Linked DNA regions of Homo sapiens: region 2 is linked to region 1. Evidence: read pairs that join two places in POLR2A ChIA-PET (ENCODE). Cell type or tissue: endothelial cell of umbilical vein. All regions are shown on one strand. Links, peaks and the distances in the headings refer to the core of each region. The heading gives the core; the rest is flanking DNA. Region 1 holds the start of CACNB2-AS1 (CACNB2 antisense RNA 1). Region 2 overlaps ARL5B (ARF like GTPase 5B).

Region 1 (10,602 bases), core at 1,307-9,306:
GATAGGCCCCAGTGTGTGTGTCATTAACCCTCTATGTACCTTGTTTTCTTTATCCACTCCATCACTGATGGGCCTTTAGGTTGATTCCACATCTTTGCTATTGTGAATAGTGCTGCAGTGAACATATACATGCGTGTATCTTTATAATAGAATGATTTATATTTCTTTGGGTATATAGCCAGTAGTGGGATTGCTGGGTCAAATGGTATTCCTATCTTTATGTCTTTGAGGAATTACCATACTGTCTTCCACAATGGTTTAACTAATTTACACTCCCATCAACAGTGTATAAGCGTTCCTTTTTCTCCATAACCTCAACAGCATCTGTTATTTTTTGACTTTTTAATAACAGCCATTCTAACTGGTGGGAGATGGTATCCCATTGTGGTTTGATTTGCATTTCTCTAATGATCAGTGTTGTAGCTTCTCTTCTTTATCTAAGAGGAAACATTGTTCCTGTTGTTGTTTATAGATATTAGAGATATAAAGCATAGAAAGGTGTTCATTTTTCAGTTTAATTCAGTGGGTATAAGAAACTGTGGGATGTGGGGAGATGAGGAAGGCTTGCCCCGTCTTCAAGATGCTGAGCTGCATTCTTTCATTAGCTAGGACAACTGGAAAGAATCAAATTGACTTTCAGTTTCAGAAACGAACATTGGGGAAGTTTCTGACATTTCTTTATTAGAGTAAATTCTGAGCATGATATACTCTGTCAAAGGAAAATTCCTAGCATGGATACATCCATTTTTAAAAGCATCATTTTTACTTTGAAGTCAAAAGTATTATCAGAATTTGTCATCGATTCTTAAGGTTGTATCTACTAATACAGTGTTGCACCAGGATTCTGAAAGTCCACTTTAAAATATTTTAAAACTCTTTCCCTTTAATTAACGGAGTGTAAAGTATGTATGTAAGGCTACCACAAATATCTTTATATATGTGTATATATTAAAACATGTTAATATATTGACATAATATAAATAATATCCATATATGTAATATATTTTAAGGCTATCCAGGTTTTATACAATCAGCACATATTAGGGCTGGGCGCAGTGGCTCACGCCTGTAATGCCAGCACTTTGGGAGGCTAAGGCGGGAGATCACTTGAGGTCAGGAGTTTGAGACCAGCCTTGCCAACATGGTGAAACGCCATCTCTACTAAAAGTACAAAACATTAGCTGGGCCTGGTGGCACATGCCGGTAATTCCAGCTATGTGGGAGGCTGAGGCGAGAGAATCACTTGAACTGAGGAGGTGGAGGAGATTGTGGTGAGCCGAGACTGCACCACTGCACTCCAGCCTGGGAGACAGAGAGAGACTCTGTCTCAAAAAAAAAAAAAAAAAAAACAAAACAAAAAAACAAACAAACAAAAAAAACAAAAAAACCCACATATTAAACTTGTACTACTCAAACCTTTAAAAGCAAGGAGTTACACGGGATGCTGTGACTGTCTGAACACTTAACAGATGAAACAAAGATGAAAATCTTTGTGATCAGATTTCTTAATGCTTACAGTAAATATTAATTTAGGTTGTAACTTGACTGGGATTCAGTGGCCCAATGTTATTTTAAAGCTAGTATCTCATGTAGTTTGGGCCCTGATTTTTTAAAGATATCTAGGTAAAAAAAAAAGGACTCAAGTCATAACATATTGTGAGGCAGATGGATTAGTGACCAGAGAGTTACCTTTTCTTCAATAAGGTACTAGTTAAAATTATCTCCAGGAAGCTTCTGGCAAGAATCCAACGGCCTAAGAGGAATTAAAAGGTAATTGTAAATCCACATTTGCTAGCATAAAAGTCTCATGGAATTCAACCTCCACGACTGCAGTGGGAAGTGAAAGCTATGTACTATGCTTTATAGACCTATGCTGCCTAGTAATAGTAGCTTCTGCCTATTTATTAAATTTTAAAAATTTACACGCCTGTTCAAGTGCTCAGTAGCCCATTAGCTGCTGCCACGCTGGACCACATACAGAGAATATTTCCCTCATTGCAGAAAATTCGGTCAGACAGTCCGGTTTTTGAGTCTTTGGAGATCACAGAACAGATGAACTGAATGCCATTTTCTCGGAGTTCAACTAGATATTCTAATGTTTTGTGATAAGTTTCTATAAATTTTATACTTTAGATTTCTGTAGTGCTGCCTCTGAAAACTGCCCTTTTAAAACATGACTACTTTGGTTGGAAAATATGAGGTGTGTTTTTGGATAAGTTTCTTTCTGGTGCCATTCACGTCTTTGCTGTTTTATTTTGTATTTCATCTTGTTAATAAACATCTAGACGGCATACAGGTGACATGTAAACATAGATCAGCCCGTGCACTGAAAGGAAAACCTGTCATGGTTGCTAATGCAAAGTGGTCTGCAATGAACACACGGAAGATATGTCAAGGTTCTTATTTTACAGCAGTTTTATGAAATGATTTCATAGACTGCAAGCACAAAGAATGTCAGCAGAGAGCTAAAAATTTCCACAATCCAAGTATTATACTAAAAGTAAATTCTGTAGCCGGTTGACAGAAAAATTCCTTAAATCCTAATGATGTGTGGAGAAACAGCCCTTTCCAAAAGGATAAATTACTGTTGTAAATTTTTATCAATTCTATTGCCTGTAAGCATTAACATAATGGCTGACCTACTCACCTTTCTGTTGAAGAAACAGTATACCATTTTACTTTATCTTAAAAATACTGCACTTTAACTGAATTGTTTCGCCCTTTACAGCGGAAGTTCAGAGTGAAATCGAAAGGATTTTTGAACTTGCAAGAACATTGCAGTTGGTGGTCCTTGACGCGGATACAATTAATCATCCAGCTCAACTCAGTAAAACCTCCTTGGCCCCTATTATAGTATATGTAAAGATTTCTTCTCCTAAGGTAAGTAGGACTGCTACTGTTTGCTCTATAATCAAACTTTCCTAAAATGTATTTTATGTTCTGCTTTCTATAATTAGGCTATTGTAATAGCCTTTATGATGTATAGAGAATTTGAGGAGACATGATAGTCAAGAATTTTTAAATTGATATAGTTTCATGGCTTAGAACAGCTGTTCTCAAAGTGTGGTCCATGGATCCCTGGAGAGTGTTGAGACACTTTTAGAGGGTCCATTTAGTCAAAACTACTTCCATGATAATACTAAGACATTATTTGCCATTTTCACTGTTTTGATATTTGCATGGCTGATGCAAAAGCAATGGTGGGTAAAACTGCTGGCGTCTAAACATAAATCAAGACTGTGGTATCAAAGTACCAGCAGTTACTGTATTCACCGCCACCATGCTTTCGCAGTTTGAGGGGAAAAAAAGCCAATTTCACTTAATGTCCTTATAAAGTAGTAAAGTTTATTACTTTTATTAAATCTTGACTTTTAATATTCAGTGTACTAAAACAAAGTACACACAAAGCTCCTGCTGTATACCAAAAAGTAAGGACAAGCACTGGTTTGATTGAGTTGTGAACTAAACTAGCCATGTTTTTCATAGAATACCATTTTTATCTCAAACAACAACTGACAGGCTATGCTTATTCCGACTTGGTGTAGCAGATATTTTCTTGGACAAAATAAGCCTGTCACTTAAAGGAGAACAGCATGTGTTGCCAATGATAAAACTCAAGCTTTCAGACAACAATCAGAATTTTAGAAAACTTGTATGCATCTCTGAGAACTTGCAAGCTTCCCAATAAAGTTTTCTCTGAGATCAATGGTAATATTAATGAATATGATGTTTTAATAATGTATAATGAAATATGTCAACATTTGGAAGATCTGAAGTCAGTGAACCATTATTGTTTGTATGATCAATGAATAACATTAATTTTCAAGACAGACCAATGGAATGTCATGGAGTAAGAAAATTGCACTGCAGGTTCAGATTCCACATAACAAATAGTCTTTAAGGAACCACCATTTGTTGAGTTTTAGTGTAGTATCAAAGAAGACTATACTAAATTGTTTCTCCTTTTCTCAATTACAAATCTGTAGGAGGTTGGATTTTCTTCACGTATTTCAACCAAAACATGACATTGCAGCAGGTTGACTGTAGAAGCAAACAGGAGACTGCAATTGTCTTCTATGAAGCCAGCCAGCCAGCCATTAGAGAGATGTGTAAAAATGTAGCTATTTTTATTAAAAAAAATTCGGCCGGGCGCAGTGGCTCATACCTGTAATCCCAGCACTCTACTAGGCTGAGGTGGGAGGATCATGAGGTCAGGAGATCGAGACCATCCTGGCTAACACAGTGAAACCCCGTCTCTACTAAAAATACAAAAAAATTAGCCGGGCGTGGTGGCGGGTGCCTGTAGTCCTAGCTACTTGGGAGGCTGAGGCAGGAGAATGGTGTGAACCTGGGAGGTGGAGCTTGCAGTGAGCCGAGATCGCACCACTGCACTCCAGCCTGGGCAACAGAGCGAGACTACATCTCAAAAATATATATATATATATTTTAACATGTATCAGATTTATTGTGAATTTTTAAATAAATGTTTTAATAGTTTTCCATTTTAGCTTCTTTAAAGAGGTTGTGAGATAAAATGTTTGAGAGCTGCTAGCATAGAAAAAATGTGAGTGCTTAAAGCTTGCAACTGTGATTTATGTTAACATGTTAATTTTGCAGATAATCTTATAGCTCCATCTATTATAAGCCCCTTGTGCTGTATATAAAAAGGCCCCAGAGAAAGGAGTCAATAATGTACCTTGTACTTTACCTGGATGTAGTTATTACTCTGTTAAAAACTCATTATCTTTTACAGGTTTTACAAAGGTTAATAAAATCTCGAGGGAAATCTCAAGCTAAACACCTCAACGTCCAGATGGTAGCAGCTGATAAACTGGCTCAGTGTCCTCCAGTAAGTTATCTCTATATACAGCATAATCCAGTTACAGAGATCAGACCTTTTTTTTTTTTTTTTTTTTTTTTTTTTTTGGGGGACAAGGTCTTGCTCTGTTGCCCATGTTGGGAGTGCAGTGGTATGGTCTTAGCTCACTGCAGCCCTGAACTCCCGGGCTCAAGTGATCCTATTGCTTCAGCCTTCCAAGCAGCTGAGACTATAGGTGCATGCCACCATGATCGGCTAACTTTTTTTTTTCCCCCTGTAGAGACGGGGTCTTGCTATGTTGCCCAGGCTGGTCTAGAACTCCTGGCCTGAAGTGATCCTCCTGCCTTGGTCTTCCAAAGTGCTAGGATTACAAGCATGAGCTGCCATGCCTGGCCAGAACTGGCATTATATTTTGAAAAAAACAGTCAAACACCTGTCAGGGAAGAGAATCCTCATCACTTACAGTGGTATTCATTCCAAAGTAAACTGTCCTCCCTCCTTCCATGATCATGTGTTTTGAGCACAAGTAATCCAAACGATGATCATAGCTTACCAAAAGCTTCCGTACATCCTGCAGTAACTTCACTTTGTTAATATCCAACACAAGATCCTGGTTCCGAAAATTTGGCTTGTATGATGAGTCTATTTGGAGTTGGTATATTATTCATTTCTGATCATAGGGATCAAGTTGTCTGCTCTTAATAACTGTCTGAGACATTTATTTTCACATGGTCTCAAATCAATTTCTAAGTAATAAGTTACCTAGATTCTCACTTGTCGTCTATGCTTTACATGCAATGCCTTGAGGTATTAGAGCTTTCCTAGGTTTAGTTTTGGAGGCAGGGTCTTGCTTTGTTGCCCAGGCAGGAGTGCAGTGGTGGTGTCTCAGCTCACTATTGCAACCTCTGCCTCCCGGGCTCAAGTAATCCTCCCACCTCGGCCCTCCAAGTAGCTAGGACTACAGGCAAACGCCACCATGCCCTGCTAATTTTTGTATTCTTAGTAGAGACGGGGCTTTGCCATGTTGCCCAGGCTGGTCTCAAACTCCCGACCTCAAGTGATCCATCCACCTTGGCCTCCCAAAGTGCTGGGATTACAGGCATGAGCCACTGCACCAGGCTTTTTTTTCTTTTTAAGCATAGCCATTTCAGGGTCTATAAATATTTGATTGCTTAATATATGTTAAAATTTATAATAAACACTAAAAAATCTTTTGAAAAGTGGCATTATTTTCTTCTCTACTGAACTACTGTGAAGTTTGGACAATGTCAAAATTTCACATCCTAATCTTACCTTATTAATTTCTAAATTCAGATTTCATAATCTTGGGCCGGGCATGGTGGCTCATACCTGTAATCCCAGCACTTTGGGAGGCCGAGGCGGGTGAATCACTTGAGGCCAGGAGTTCAACACCAGCCTGGCCAACATGGCAAAACCCCATCTCTACTAAAAATACAAAAATTAGCAGGGCTTGGTGGTAGGCACCTGTAACCCCAGCTACTTGAGAAGCTGAGGCAGGAAAATCACTTGAACCTGGGAGGCCAAGGTTGCACTGAACCAAGATCAGGCCACTGCACTCCAGCCTGGGTAACAGAGTAAGACTCTGTCTCAAAAAAAGAAAAAGAAAAAAGATATCACAATCTTTATGTCAAGAACAGGCTTCTTCCTATTCTATTCTATTCTGTTCAAATATATATACATCTCTTTTCTACCATAGTATCTATGCCTTTTTCATTGCTGATTGATAGACAACTTTTCTGGGTTGCCATGTCCTTAACAACTGTTACCTTTCTGGCCATTATTTATTAGTTAAGCATTCAGTGCCCTCAACAATGATTTGAGGTAGTCAGACACTTCCTAACTAAATAAAAAGGGAGATAGTAGCAGCACTTATAGAAGCAGGAGCAAGTACAAAGGGGTGCAGCTCATGAGCCCCTTCCTCCTCTTATGGAGGTGGGAAGGGGGTGAAAACTGGGCTGGCATCAATGTGGTCTGGAATGTCTGCCTCTGCAGGAGCTGTTCGATGTGATCTTGGATGAGAACCAGCTTGAGGATGCCTGTGAGCACCTTGCCGACTATCTGGAGGCCTACTGGAAGGCCACCCATCCTCCCAGCAGTAGCCTCCCCAACCCTCTCCTTAGCCGTACATTAGCCACTTCAAGTCTGCCTCTTAGCCCCACCCTAGCCTCTAATTCACAGGTAAGGGGAGTTTTTATATATATCTATATATACAATCTTCATAGAAAAAAGGTTGCCTATGGTGACACCTCTAGGATCCAAGCCCAGTAGCCTGCTTGGGGCTTGTTCTAGTATATTAACTCAAAGCAAGTCCAGCATGAGCTGTGTATGTACCTGTAAGAAAAGCACCATCAACAGAATATATTGGGAACATACACAGACTACCGAAACTTTCTAAACAGTAGCATAGACTGTGGAAGTGGATCACCTAGATTCAAATCCTGGCTGCACCTCTTACCACTTGTGGGGTGGATAACCTGGGGCAAATTTCTTAACTGTTCTTACCTCAGGAATAATAATGGCAACCTGTCCAAGAGGCTGCTGGAATTAATAATCTCAAGAGATGATCTTATAGGGCTGTTGTATTAATGAGTTATTATATACAAAGGGTCTACAGAACAGTGCCTGTCCCATACTGTATCACTGTATCAGGTAAGCATTTGCTATTTTTAATATTCTCACATACAGTCAAGCAGAGGTAGTTAAGTTTACACCGCTGTATAGAAAAATCTCAGGGACCTGCATCTGTATTTGAGCCACAGGAGAATAAATAAAAGAACATTTTCCCTGCTGCTGCTTTTTTTTTTTTAAAGGAAAAAGTTACCATGGGCACTGTTCTAGGCACTTACAAAAGTCCAATTTAATATAGTATAGTATAAAGCCTTATAAATGCCACTGGATGTTACCAAAGGGATGAAGCTAGGTTAGACTTCATTTCAGCTTTTCGGATGCTTAAAAAGGACTCTGCTTGAATGCACTTGCTCTGGGACATGTTCTTTACACACTGACCTTGGTTAACGCCTGGTGTGCTCCTTTCGCTGCCAGGGTTCTCAAGGTGATCAGAGGACTGATCGCTCCGCTCCTATCCGTTCTGCTTCCCAAGCTGAAGAAGAACCTAGTGTGGAACCAGTCAAGAAATCCCAGCACCGCTCTTCCTCCTCAGCCCCACACCACAACCATCGCAGTGGGACAAGTCGCGGCCTCTCCAGGCAAGAGACATTTGACTCGGAAACCCAGGAGAGTCGAGACTCTGCCTACGTAGAGCCAAAGGAAGATTATTCCCATGACCACGTGGACCACTATGCCTCACACCGTGACCACAACCACAGAGACGAGACCCACGGGAGCAGTGACCACAGACACAGGGAGTCCCGGCACCGTTCCCGGGACGTGGATCGAGAGCAGGACCACAACGAGTGCAACAAGCAGCGCAGCCGTCATAAATCCAAGGATCGCTACTGTGAAAAGGATGGAGAAGTGATATCAAAAAAACGGAATGAGGCTGGGGAGTGGAACAGGGATGTTTACATCCGCCAATGAGTTTTGCCCGTTTGTGTTTTTTTTTTTTTTTTTTTGAAGTCTTGTATAACTAACAGCATCCCCAAAACAAAGTCTTTGGGGTCTACACTGCAATCATATGTGATCTGTCTTGTAATATTTTGTATTATTGCTGTTGCTTGAATAGCAATAGCATGGATAGAGTATTGAGATACTTTTTCTTTTGTAAGTGCTACATAAATTGGCCTGGTATGGCTGCAGTCCTCCGGTTGCATACTGGACTCTTCAAAAACTGTTTTGGGTAGCTGCCACTTGAACAAAATCTGTTGCCACCCAGGTGATGTTAGTGTTTTAAGAAATGTAGTTGATGTATCCAACAAGCCAGAATCAGCACAGATAAAAAGTGGAATTTCTTGTTTCTCCAGATTTTTAATACGTTAATACGCAGGCATCTGATTTGCATATTCATTCATGGACCACTGTTTCTTGCTTGTACCTCTGGCTGACTAAATTTGGGGACAGATTCAGTCTTGCCTTACACAAAGGGGATCATAAAGTTAGAATCTATTTTCTATGTACTAGTACTGTGTACTGTATAGACAGTTTGTAAATGTTATTTCTGCAAACAAACACCTTCTTATTATATATATAATATATATATATATCAGTTTGATCACACTATTTTAGAGTCTTAATGCCAAGTCAGCAGATTTGCTTTATGAATTACAGGGACTAGAAATGCCCACATTCAGGAAATTTGTAATAACATTGTCTAGACACCTATCCTCATTCTAGTAGAAAGTGTGTACATACTGTAAATATGTGTGATTGCTTGACTTGAAAAGGTTTGAATTCTGAATGTTATACCATCCTTGTAAGTAAGTTTGTAATTTCCACCATAAATTATGGTAAATATAAAACTCCAGAGGTTGTTCTACTCCATACAGTTCACACTGATTGTGACACATTCTTAGTAGCTAGTGTCTGTTCTAGTCACTGCACTGGAGTCTACGAGCCGGAACTCGCTATATGCACGTGTGTGTGTCCGTATGTAAGAAAGTGTGCACCGAGTGACTGAATGGTTGAGATGAATTGGAATGCTGAAGACTAACGAAGAAACTAGAGACTGATATCGAGCATTCTGCCCACCTCGCTCTGTATTTAATTAATTGTGCTATATGTTGCTTTAACAACCCATTGAGCAGTCAGGGAATGTGAGTAAGCTTGCTGCCAAAGGTAACTAGGAAAGCATTCATCTGCTGCCTCCTTGTTTTTGCTCCTAGAGAGTGAAAATACAGGCAATTTTACTGTGAGTGTTTCACTGGAAATGTACAATCTTTGTGTGTTAGAGTATTTGTTTTAGTAAGAAATGTTTACACAGCTTGTGGAATTATTTCGTGGGAAAATAAATTTTTATAACTTCTCCCACTTCAATTTCTAACCTTGCCTATTGTTCCTGTTGTTTGTTTACCTCCCAGTTACCTACCATTCCTCCCCACCACCGACTCCAGCAGGTTCACTGTCTGTCAGAACCCAGAAGTGCTTCTTATAACCAAAGTTTCTGTTCTTCAGAAGAAATCAGGGCAAAATGGGGTGACTTGAAGTGAATAAAATGTTAAGAATATTATCCTACATAAGACATGTACACAGAAGGGGAACCTTGAAGACATTATCTCCATGCCTCAATTACACTGCTGTAAGAAGCTTACAATGTCATCATGTTTAAGGCTAAGACCTTTTCCGTGTCTCAAGTGTATATTTTGTCCAGTTATAACTGGATGGTAAGACAGTATTAAGAGTGCAAGTACCTGGCACTTGAAGTTTGTCCCAGGAAAATGCCTGTGTATAATTACCTAACTTCAGATCTGCACATTAACTTATTTAACAAAATAAATCAGCCGGGCGCAGTGGCTCATGCCTGTAATCCCAGCAATTTGGGAGGCTGAGGAGGGTGGATCACCTGAGGTCAGGAGTTCAAGACCAGCCTGGCCAACGTGGCGAAACCCCGTCTCTACTAAAAAGATAAAAAATTAGCCAGGTGTGGTGGTGCACACCTGTAATCCCAGCTACTTGGGAGGCTGAGGCAGGAGAATTGCTTGAACCCAGGAGGTGGAGCCTGCAGTAAGCCAAGATCACACCACTGTACTCCAGCCTGGGTGACAGAGTGAGACTCCATCTCCAAAAAAGAAAAAAAAACAAAAAACAAAAAAAACTATCCAGCAAAATTATAAAATCTACTTTGTTTTGCTTCCTTGATTATTCCAAGT
Region 2 (10,602 bases), core at 1,005-9,004, 130 kb after region 1:
CGCCACCACGCCCGGCCTATTTTTGTATCTTTAGTAGAGACAGGGTTTCGCCATGTTGGGCAGGCTGGTCTCGACCTTCTGACTTCAGGTGATCTACCCACCTCGGCCTCCCAAAGTGCTGGAATTACAGGTGTGAGCCACCGCGCCCAGCGGTAAAACAGCATTTTAAGACATGCTTAAAGGTATAAAGATTAATACAAAAATCACCAGTTTTCTCTTTCCCCTGAGCTGGAGAATCGAAACGTTACCGAAGTAGTTGGTTTTCCCTTTATATCCTTTCCCGTTTTCCTTTCTCCCTTTTCTGTTACATGGCTGCTGTCTTGTCTTTTTTCGTTGGAGGTGTCCTTACTCAGACTAGAGGTAATAAAAGATGTAAGGGGAAAATGTAGATGGTGATGAAAGACATCCAGTGGCTACTTTTATACTCGCATAATTGTTCAGGCCTCCTGAATCTCCATTTCTACTTAGAATTTTTCTCTTCCTCTAACTTTCCTGTTGGAAAATTTAGAACCAGTGATTATTCTGTTATTTTATTCTTATTCATTCATACAGCCATAGGCCAGTCTTCAGAGTTTAGCATAGGAGATACAAAATTAAAGAATAAAGATACCTTACTTCTTGGCAAAGTATTCAAACATCAATAAACGAGACAAACATGAAAAAAAATGCAGTGTGGTAAATTATTTAACAGATATGTGTAAAAATATAACGTTGGCTGCAGCACAAGGTATACTTGGACGTAATGTAATGATGAGTAGGAATTTGGGTGGCATGCTAGACAGACCGAATAGAAGGGACGTGTTATTCTAGGCAGAAGAGCTAATATGCAAAAGGGAGAGGAATGAGCTAGTTTGGTACTTTTAGGGAAGCTGAAAATAGTTGAGCTTGGCTGTGTGTTAGTTTGCTTGCGAGGAGTGAAGAGGAGATGAGATTGGAAAGACAACCAGGAGAACCTTATCACAGAGGGCCTCCAGTGTTGACTAAGACATTAAACTCTCTAGAGCAAGGAATGGGACTCACTGAAGGGTTTAATCCACAGATGTATCTTAGCCTATATTTTTGTTTTCTGCATCAACAAAATTAACTACCAATCTCAGCATTTTCCATTTTTGTAACTATATTTATCTATTCCAGTGGAATTAGATATATTAGAATAACAGGCCCAAAGCGCCACCTCACACCAACTAAATTAGATTGGGGTGAAGAGGCCTGGGCATCACTGCCAAGGTAAATCGAATGTGCAGCCAGTGTTAAGAACTACTGATCTTACTTTATGTGCTCCTTTCCCGTGTCTTTCTTCCAGTATTTCCACATTCTCATCCTTTTTTTTCCTGTAGCATTTTAGAGTCTCATGCGTCTTATAAATTAGATACCTTTCTGTGAATAAGTATACTAAAGCGTGTGTTGTCTAAGTAAAGCAATGTAAAAGTTAATTCCTGCAATTTTGTATTGTTTGAACTGGAAGCCTGTTTACTTCGACAGTTATTATTCAAGGAAATAATTTGGAATTCTGATTATCTCTGCAAACATTTTATATGTTAATGTAGTTCTGTGAAATACATATGTGTTATGTGTGTTTGATAGCTCACCTCTAAAGTTTTGCATTGTTTTTTAAATTTCTTTTGAACTTTTGTAGGCATAGTCTTTTTCTCTCAGTGTTATGATTGTGGAAACCTGTCATCAGTTATTTCTTTTTTTGTTGTTTGTTTGTTTTTTTTTTTTAATGAGATGGAGTCTCACTCTGTCACCCAGGCTGGAGTGCAGTGGTGCGATCTCGGTCCACTGCAACCTCCATCTCCTGGGTTCAAGCAATTCTCCTGCCTCAGCCTCCTGAGTAGTTGGGATTACAGGCGCACACCACCACTCCGGCTAATTTTTGTATTTTTAGTAGAGGTGGGGTTTCACCATGTTGGTCAGGCTGGTTTTGAACTCCTGACCTCAGGTAATCCGCCCGCCTTGGCCTCCCAAAGTGCTAGGATTACAGACGTGAACCACTATGCCTGGCCCAGTGATGTCTTTAAATTTTATTTATTATTGTTATATTTTCTGTCACCCAGGCTGGAGTGTAGTCCTGTGATCTCAGCTCACTGCCACCTTTGCCTCCCAAGTTCAAGCAATTCTCCTGCCCCACCCTCTGGAGTAGATGGGATTACAAGCACCTGCCACCATGCCTGGCTAATTTTCGTATTTGTAGTAGAGATGGATTTTACCATGTTGGCTAGGCTGGCCTCGAACTCCTGACCTCAGGTGATCTACTCGCCTCCCAAAGTGCTGGGATTACAGGCGTGAGCCACTGCACCTGGCCAGTTATTTCTAGTGTTACCCAGAATTAAGAACAAATGAAATACAGTTTTAATTGTAGTTCTTTTTCAGAACCATGTAACAGTAACATCTTAATTTCATAATTTAATCATTTCTTTCCAATCCATGAATTTCATGTTATCATTTTGAACACTGGTTGCCAATTGCGTATGATTATTGTCCTTTACTTCTGACTGCTCAGATCTCAGATCTTGTGGCTCACATTTCTCTCTTTAGCTTATTCTGCTCTTTTTTTTTTTTTTTTTTTTGAGATGGAGTCTCTCTCTGTCGCCCAGGCTGGAGTGCAGTGGCGTTATCTCGGCTCACTGCAAGCTCTGCCTCCCGGGTTCATGCCATTCTCCTGCCTCAGCCTCCCAAGTAGCTGGGACTACAGGTGTCTGCCACCACGCCCGGCTGATTTTCTGTATTTTTAGTAGAGACGGGGTTTCACCATGTTAGCTAGGATGGTCTCGATCTCCTGACCTTGTGATCCTCCCACCTCGGCCTCCCAAAGTGCTGGGATTACAGGTGTGAGCTACTGCGCCCGGCCCCAGCTTATTCTGCTCTTAACTCTGGACTGTAAGCAGGTTTCAAACACACTAAACTTAAACTTATCATCTATCTGCATCCTGTCTTCCAGACCATTCTTTGTTTTTGTTTTGTTTTGTTTTGTTTGAGACGGAGTGTTGCTCTGTCACCAGGCTGGAGTGCAGTGGTGCAATCTCAGCTCACTGCCACCTCTGCCTCCCAGGTTCAAGTGATTCTCCTGCCTCAGCCTCCCAAGTAACTAGGACTATAGGCACCTGCCACCATGCCCGGCTAAGTTTTGTATTTTTAGTAGAGACGGAGTTTCACCAAATTAGCCAGGTTGGTCTTGAACTCCTGACCTTGTGGTCTGCCCACCTCAGCCTACTGAAGTGCTGGGATTACAGGTGTGAGCCACCATGCCTGACCTGGCTAACTTTTTTCTTAAGAGATGGGATATTACTGTATTGCCCAGTTTGGTCTCAAACTCCTAGATTTAACTGATCACTTCTCCTTGGCCTCCCAAAGTGTTGGAATTACAGGTGTGAGTCATTGCACCTGGCCTAAAACATTCTGATTTACTGTAACTGATAGTAACAGTAGTGTCTTTTTTTTTTTTTTTTTTTTTTTTTTGAGATGGAGTCTCGCTCTGTTGCCCAGGCTGGAGCACAGTGACCCGATCTCGGCTCACCGCAAGCTCCGTCTTCCGGGTTCATGCCATTCTTCTGCTTCAACCTCCCAAGTAGCTGGGACTACAGGCACCCGCCACCATGCCCGGCTAATTTTTTTGTATTTTTTGTAGAGACAGGGTTTCACCGTGTTAGCCAGGATGGTCTTGATCTCCTGACCTCGTGATCCTCCCACCTCGGCCTCCCAAAGTGCTAAGATTACAGGCGTAAGGCACCACGCCTGGCCTAACAGTAGTGTCTTAACCTAACATTTCCTCATGTTAGGGACCTACCTTTCAAAATGGTGCATTATTGGTGAGTTTTACCATCACAGGCCTTCAGTATTATGTGAAGCATCATAGTGCAAAAGTGAAGCAAGGAGCAGGATTGTTTGCAAATGACCTGGGTCTTCATTTGAGTTGCTTCAAGAAGGAGCCATCTGGTACTGTCCTTCCATTCCTTTCTCCCAACAGGATTATCTGCCTTCAAGTTTTGCTTATCTTTAAACTAGTGGCTTCCTTCTCACCACTGCAGGCATGTTGTTTTCTGTAGATGCTTGGTAGGTGGAGCTTCTAGCTGTCACCAAAATTTAGAATGCTTAGTGCCAGGCAGTCTGTTTGTTCCTCACTGATAAAGGTTCTTGTACTTTAAGGGATAACAAACAGGGTAATACTTAAAGATTAGCTTCATTAGAGGACATGTAGCCAAGCTTGGTGGTGTGCACCTGTGGTCCCAGCTATTCAGGAGGTTCAGGTAGGAGGATCACTTGAGCCTGGGAGGTCGAGGCTGCAGTGATCATGCCCCTGCACTCCAGCCTGGGCAACAAAGCAAGACCCTGTCTCAAATAAATAAGGAGAATTATAGTGAGTTATACTAAGCAGGCAAGTTTTGTTTTGTTTTACAAAGCAGCTTCTACCATAGTGAAAATAGCCCTTCCAGAGGACCGTGTCTGTTTATCCTGCACTGTAATAGGCTGTATCTAGAGTGTGTAGGTCATTGGAAGACCTGCACATCTCAAGAACTTAAATTTTCTTGGTCCCTCTTTTTTTGGCTGATGAAGTTTAGAACTTCAGAGTAGGAATATGAGCTGATAGTTGATTATATGACCAGAATGTTGACATTCACCAGAGGTCATCAAGAAGAGCGGGATTCTGATATGAGATGTGCCCAATCGTTGCCTACAAATCAACTGTGTTGTGATTCTGTGGAAACTTCCCTACTTACCCTGTTGATGTTAACTTGTAACTTTTTAAGCATTCTTCTGCCTTGGAGAAGGGGATCTTTAGTATACTTGGCATAAGTGAAAATCTAGGAAAGATGGTATCTGGGTTGTTTTCTGTATTCAAAGGACATTGCAGAATATATACCACTTAACGGAATAATTAGATGAGCTTTAGCAACTACTTATTAAAAGAGGTGAATATTTAGTGCATGGCACCCAAAGGAGGAAAGAACTGAAGAGATTTTCATTGTACAAAGAGCAGAAACAGAATCTGCTCAAAAGAACTGTAGAAGCCGGTTGAAAAAATGTTAAACAATGAGTAATTGTGTAAAAACTTGAGAGTATATGTTTGTCTTTGTGACACATGAAACGTTTCAATTTTAAGCTTACATGGGATTTTTAAGTGAGAGGAAGAAACAGATCCTGGTATACATAGGTGGGGAAACTTACAGATATGAAAACATTTTGATAAAAAGCTAACTTGATTGGTACAGAGCTAAAAAGGTGTGTAAAACAGGCTTTTTAAAAAACTTACATTTAGGTTATAATTTTTGCCTAGATTAATATTTGGGTCTCCTCTCCCCTAGATGCAATATAAGTGACCAACTTTGCTGGTGTTTCCTGCCTACCCATCTCCCACATTCTTTTACATGAGAACTAGACAGAGAATCAATGATAATTGATTTTGTTACTTAACCTAGGTAGCCTTAACATCATAACATTTCTTTCTGCATTTTAAGTCTAGTGATAGATATTCAGTGAATGATTCTCATTAATGAGCTAACTAATAATCATTGTTGAAAGCATGTAATTGCAGTAATGCAGTAGTGTTAAATGTTTATGATTTGCTTTCTTTTTGTAGAACACAAAGTAATTATAGTGGGACTGGATAATGCAGGGAAAACCACCATTCTTTACCAATTGTAAGTATGGGTGTTTATTAAACAGTTTTCACTAGTTATTGAAACTAATGTGTTTACAATTAATAAGAGATGCATTATAATAATGACGGAAAAACTTAAATATATGTTTTTTGTTTTTTGTTTTTTTAATTTTACCGAACACAATCTATAGAAAAGTGAGTGAAATAAACATTTGCTAAACCCTTCACAAACACTTATTGTTTTCTGCCCTCGAAAGAAAGAAATTAATATTAAATAAATAAAGCGCATATTAGAAGTGCTGGGGTGAGGTGATAAAGTGGATTTCACTTAGTTCTTACCCCACTTGGGTTTATGTAAATAAATTGATAGCTCTAGGAAGCCATTGCTACCCTCCTGACTAATAGCTTTGGAATTTTTTAACATAGCCAGACTTGTCAAAAGAAATGTGATCACTCCTGAAAATATTGCTGTAGTAGCTTGCAAGAGGGAGAGTCTTGAGACTTTCAGAGAAATCTGTTAATACCTTAGGAAATTTTCACAGCTCATCATTCCACTTGTCAGAGTACCTTCCATTATCCTTTCAATGCCAATGAAATGATAGTATTAAGCAGTAGAAGTGGATCTACCAGGCACTTTAACAAAATAGTTCTACAGTTCTTTGCCCCATTGTGTGGCTCTTACCTCTTCCCACTCATGTTGCATTAGAAGACAGCCATCAGCTCACCAGAAGTACTTCATTAGCCAGTGATTAACGCATTTTTCAGCTACTTTGCTAAAAAGCTACTGACTTAAAGTTTGTTGTTTCAGAGTTGAACAACTACTTGTTTCTCTTGAAAACATTTTCATTCATTGGTGATTATGTGTTTAAATATGAATTAGCTTTTAAACATCACATATAAACATTTCAGAAACCTGTCATCTTTGTTGAAATAATTTTACACATGGCTTCAAAAATATACATAAAACCCAAGAGAATTGCAAGCCTCCTCCAACACAGTAGTGACATGTTACTGGCAAGGGCATATTTGTTGAATTAATTGATTAATGTAGCTTTACCAATGATTATGATAATACGAGGGGTATGAGCATCAGTATTCTAAATATATATATATATATATACACACACACACAAACACACACACACACATATTTGAGACAGAGTTTTGCTCTGTTTCTAAGGGTGGAGTGCAATGGCGTGATCTCCACCTCCCAGGTTCAGGCGGTTCTCCTGCCTCAGCTTCCAGAGTAGCTGGGATTACAAGCGCCCACCACCACGCCCTGCAAATTTTTGTATTTTTAGTAGAGACGAGGCTTCACCATGTTGGTCAGGATGGTCTCAAGTTCTTGACCTCAGGTGATCCACCCAAAGTGCTAGAATTATAGGTGTGAGCCACCACACCTGGCCTTCTAAATATATCTATAGTTAATTTAAATTTTTACTTGCCCATGGTCATCTTTTTAGGACTACTTTAGATTAATATGCCTGAATTAATTTTTGTGACTAAGTCTCAATTTAGACAGTCTTCAAAATTATAGATAGCCTGCTATCCAATATTTGCTATTTTGCAATCACCTAGAAACTTGCTTTTCAGGATGGCATGGGACATTGGGTCTTATCTAACTGATAACAGGGCATGGTGGTATTGGAATTTTTGGCCACAGAAATGCAAATTCACACCACACTGTTTCCTTTCTTTTCCATCAAGCTTGCAATTCCTTCCGTTAAAAAAAAAAACAAACAAGAAACAAGTCTTTCTTCTGGAGTTGTTATCTAGATATTGATTTGCGCAAGTGTTCTCCAGGTTTATAATTTTCATGCTAATGATCACCATCATTGGTGCAGAAGGTTGATTGATCTTAAAAATACAGAGATAAAAGTTGCTTCAGATTCTCAAGATTTACAAGAGCTTTTACGGTGTCTGTTTTTCAACAGCTTAATGAATGAAGTGGTTCATACTTCTCCAACCATAGGAAGCAATGTTGAAGAAATAGTTGTGAAGAACACTCATTTTCTTATGTGGGATATTGGTGGTCAGGAGTCTCTGCGATCATCCTGGAACACATATTACTCAAATACAGAGGTATGCTAAGATGAATTTTGAATTTTAATCCAAAGGTCCCTAGAGTAAACATAGAAAGTAATTAGGCTGCACCTGGGCGTATTGACAGTTGCCTTTTTTTTTTTTTTTTTTAAGACGGAGTCTTGCTCTGTCGCCAGGCTAGAGTGCAGTGGAGTGATCTTGGCTCGCTGCAAGCTCCGCCTGCTGAGTTCAAGCCATTCTCCTGCCTCAGCCTCCCAAATAGCAGGAATTACAGGCGAGTGCCACCACACCCGGCTAATTTTTGTATGTTTAGTAGAGACCGGGGTTTCACCATATTGATCAGGTTGGTCTTGAATTCGGGACCTCGTGATCCACCCTCCTTGGCCTCCCAAAGTGCTGGGATTACAGGCTTGAGCCACCGTGGCCGGCCTTTTAATAAGATCCTTTTTTGTAGGGAATTTGGGTTTCCTTTTTTTAAAAAATAAATAAATAAAAATTTCATAAATGAGACTTAAGAATTTGGGTTTTCGAATAAAAGAAAAGGCAAATAGAAAGATTGTTTGGAGCTATTATTACTTGAGTGCTTACTGTTTGGCCAGGTTCTCTCCATTCATCTTCACAAGATTTTCATGTCTCCAGGGTTGGAGAGATCTGACACGTGGAGATATTATGTAGGTTTCCCCAAGATCTCACAACTTTCTAAGAGACCCTGACCGGTGGAGGAATAAAATATTTTATTAATTTAAAAATTTTTTATACCATGAACATTCAAAATGTTGGTAGATTTTTTTTTAATTAGAAAAAAGTAGATTTGCAAATCATCTCTCAAAGTTCTCTGCCACTTATGAGTTCAGAGCTAACTTGGGGAACAAACCTGGATATATTCATGTTCTATTTCTGCTTTTATTTCTTATTAGAGGCAGATTTTTTTAAAAGCCATTCAATGTAGTTTAGAGAGATTTATCCTTGATAGTATGATTTCACAATTGCATCCATTTAATTGTTCTTTGCAAAGAAGTACACCTAACCAATTATTTTTTTCTAAAATGAAACCTTTTAAAAATTGGAGTTGGGCCAGACACGGTGGCTCACGCCTGTAATCCCAGCACTTTGGGAGGCCGAGGCGGGTGGATCATGAGGTCAGGAGATTGAGGCCATCCTGGCTAACACAGGTGAAACCCCGTCTCTACTAAAAATACAAAAAACTAGCCGGGCGTGGTGGGGCAGACTTGTAGTCCCCAGCTACTCAGGAGGCTGAGGCAGGAGAATCGCTTGAACCCAGGAGGCAGAGTTTGCAGTGAGCCGAGGTGGCACCACTGCACTCCAGCCTGGGTGACAAAACGAGACTCTTATCTCAAAAAAAAAAAAAAAAAAAATTGGAGTTGGAAGGGAAGAGGTAGAAAAGGATATAATATGAATAATTTTTGGTGAACAAAGTTGCCTCTTTAAAAAACATGTATTGTTCTAGATTTATATTATAATAGCATGTGTGTATGTGTGTATATATTCCAATGCAACGTGTAAGTAAACAAAGATGGCGTATCATAGATAATCAGAACTTGTGGTAGCACTGAATTATTTTATTGGGTATGCAGAAGCTGTAAGCAAATAATATAGTTAAAGGGTAGCTTATACATTTATACAGTAAAATAATGTTCTGAAACTAGAATAAGTTAGAAAGTAAGGGAAGGGCCAGGCGCAGTGGCTCACTTCTGTAATCCCAGCACTTTGGTAGGCCGAGGTGGGCAGATTGCTTGAGGCCAGGAGTTCAAGACCAGCATGGCCAACATGGCAAAACCCCATCTCTACTAAAAATACAAAAATTAGCCAGGCATGGTGGCATGTGCCTGTAGTCCCAGCTACTCCAGAGGCTGAGGCATGAGAATCGCTTGAACCTGGGAGGCGGAGGTGGCAGTGAGCTGAGATAGCACCACTGCACTCCAGCCTGGGTGGCAGAGTCTCGCTCTCTCTCAAAAAAAAAGAAAAGAAAGTAAGGGACAAATGACATTGTAGCATATGATTAATTTAAACATCAGAGCTGTTAGTAGTTTTAAGCTCACAGTTAACTCCAGCTGTGAAAAGGGCAGTTATCATTGATGAATAGGTCAAAGTTGATTCTAGTGAATCCATATGTACTTAAAGTGTGTCGAAAGGGTAGTTCTTGAAGTGACTGAAACTCTGGAGGACTTAGCATGGGTCCAGAAAGAGATATCCATTACTGATGCCATTTGCATGAAACGTTCTTTTAATAAGTGATCTCTACAAGAATATCAAAATTACTACAAAGAACAGTGGCGCCTGTCACTTTGCATTTTGAAAATTCTTCACGTGGAAGAGTCCCCCAAAAGCGGTAGTATGTCCATTATAATACAAGAAGTTACAGGTATTAAGTAATTATTGACACCTTCCTCTCATTAACTCACAGTTGTTTCCCATATTCTGTTGATTCCTCCTTTGCCACGCGACATTCTTTCCGTTTATTCCCTTCTAAGCCCAACTCAGTTTATATTCAGATTAGTTGTCTGTTTCCCTAATTTTATTTATTTTTGTTTTTTATTTATTTATTTTTTTGAGATGGAGTCTCAGTCTGTCACCCAGGCTGGAGAGCAGTGCAGCCTCCGCCTCCCAGGTTCAAAGGATTCTCCTCCCTCAGCCTCCGAAGTAGCAGGGACTACAGTACACACCACCACACCTGGCTGATTTTTGTGTTTTTAATAGAGACAGGGTTTCACCATGTTGGCCAGGTTGGTCTTGAACTGTCCTCAAGTGATATGCCCACCTCGGCCTACCAAAGTGCTGGGATTACAGGTGTGAGCCACTGCACCTAGCCTGTTTCCCTAATTTTAAAGTCATCTCTGTAATCTAATTCTACCCTTCATGTCTCAGTTTATTTTGCATCTATCTCCTGCTGTAATAACATCATTTCATCTCATTTCTTAACTTTTTATTCTGTATACAGT

The links. Peaks named below come from ENCODE experiments on the same cell type or tissue, not always from the same donor. Only the 100,000 strongest peaks of a DNase experiment are listed, where the experiment ranks them.
Region 2: POLR2A ChIA-PET joins it to region 1 with 13 read pairs; 5 of 35 experiments call an interaction of 5 or more read pairs at or near these places.

What each region holds. Positions count from the first base shown.
Region 1 is chr10:18,531,348-18,541,949 of GRCh38, forward strand. It overlaps CACNB2 (calcium voltage-gated channel auxiliary subunit beta 2), which reads left to right. Exons shown (of 14, transcript NM_201596.3): 11 at 2,729-2,880; 12 at 4,754-4,849; 13 at 6,833-7,018; 14 at 7,883-10,602. The coding sequence ends at 8,377. CACNB2-AS1 (CACNB2 antisense RNA 1) reads right to left here and starts at 7,929. Exons shown (of 3, transcript XR_007062076.1): 1 at 7,847-7,929. It overlaps LOC124902387 (a long non-coding RNA gene), which reads right to left and starts at 3,449. Exons shown (of 2, transcript XR_007062077.1): 1 at 1,690-3,449; 2 at 502-614. In endothelial cell of umbilical vein, for the core only: no CTCF peak of the experiment used is centred there; no DNase peak of the experiment used is centred there.
Region 2 is chr10:18,660,997-18,671,598 of GRCh38, forward strand. It overlaps ARL5B (ARF like GTPase 5B), which reads left to right. Exons shown (of 6, transcript NM_178815.5): 2 at 5,579-5,639; 3 at 7,534-7,681. Among named protein-coding and RNA genes, the nearest start is that of ARL5B, 6.9 kb to the left of the region's middle. In endothelial cell of umbilical vein, for the core only: no CTCF peak of the experiment used is centred there; no DNase peak of the experiment used is centred there.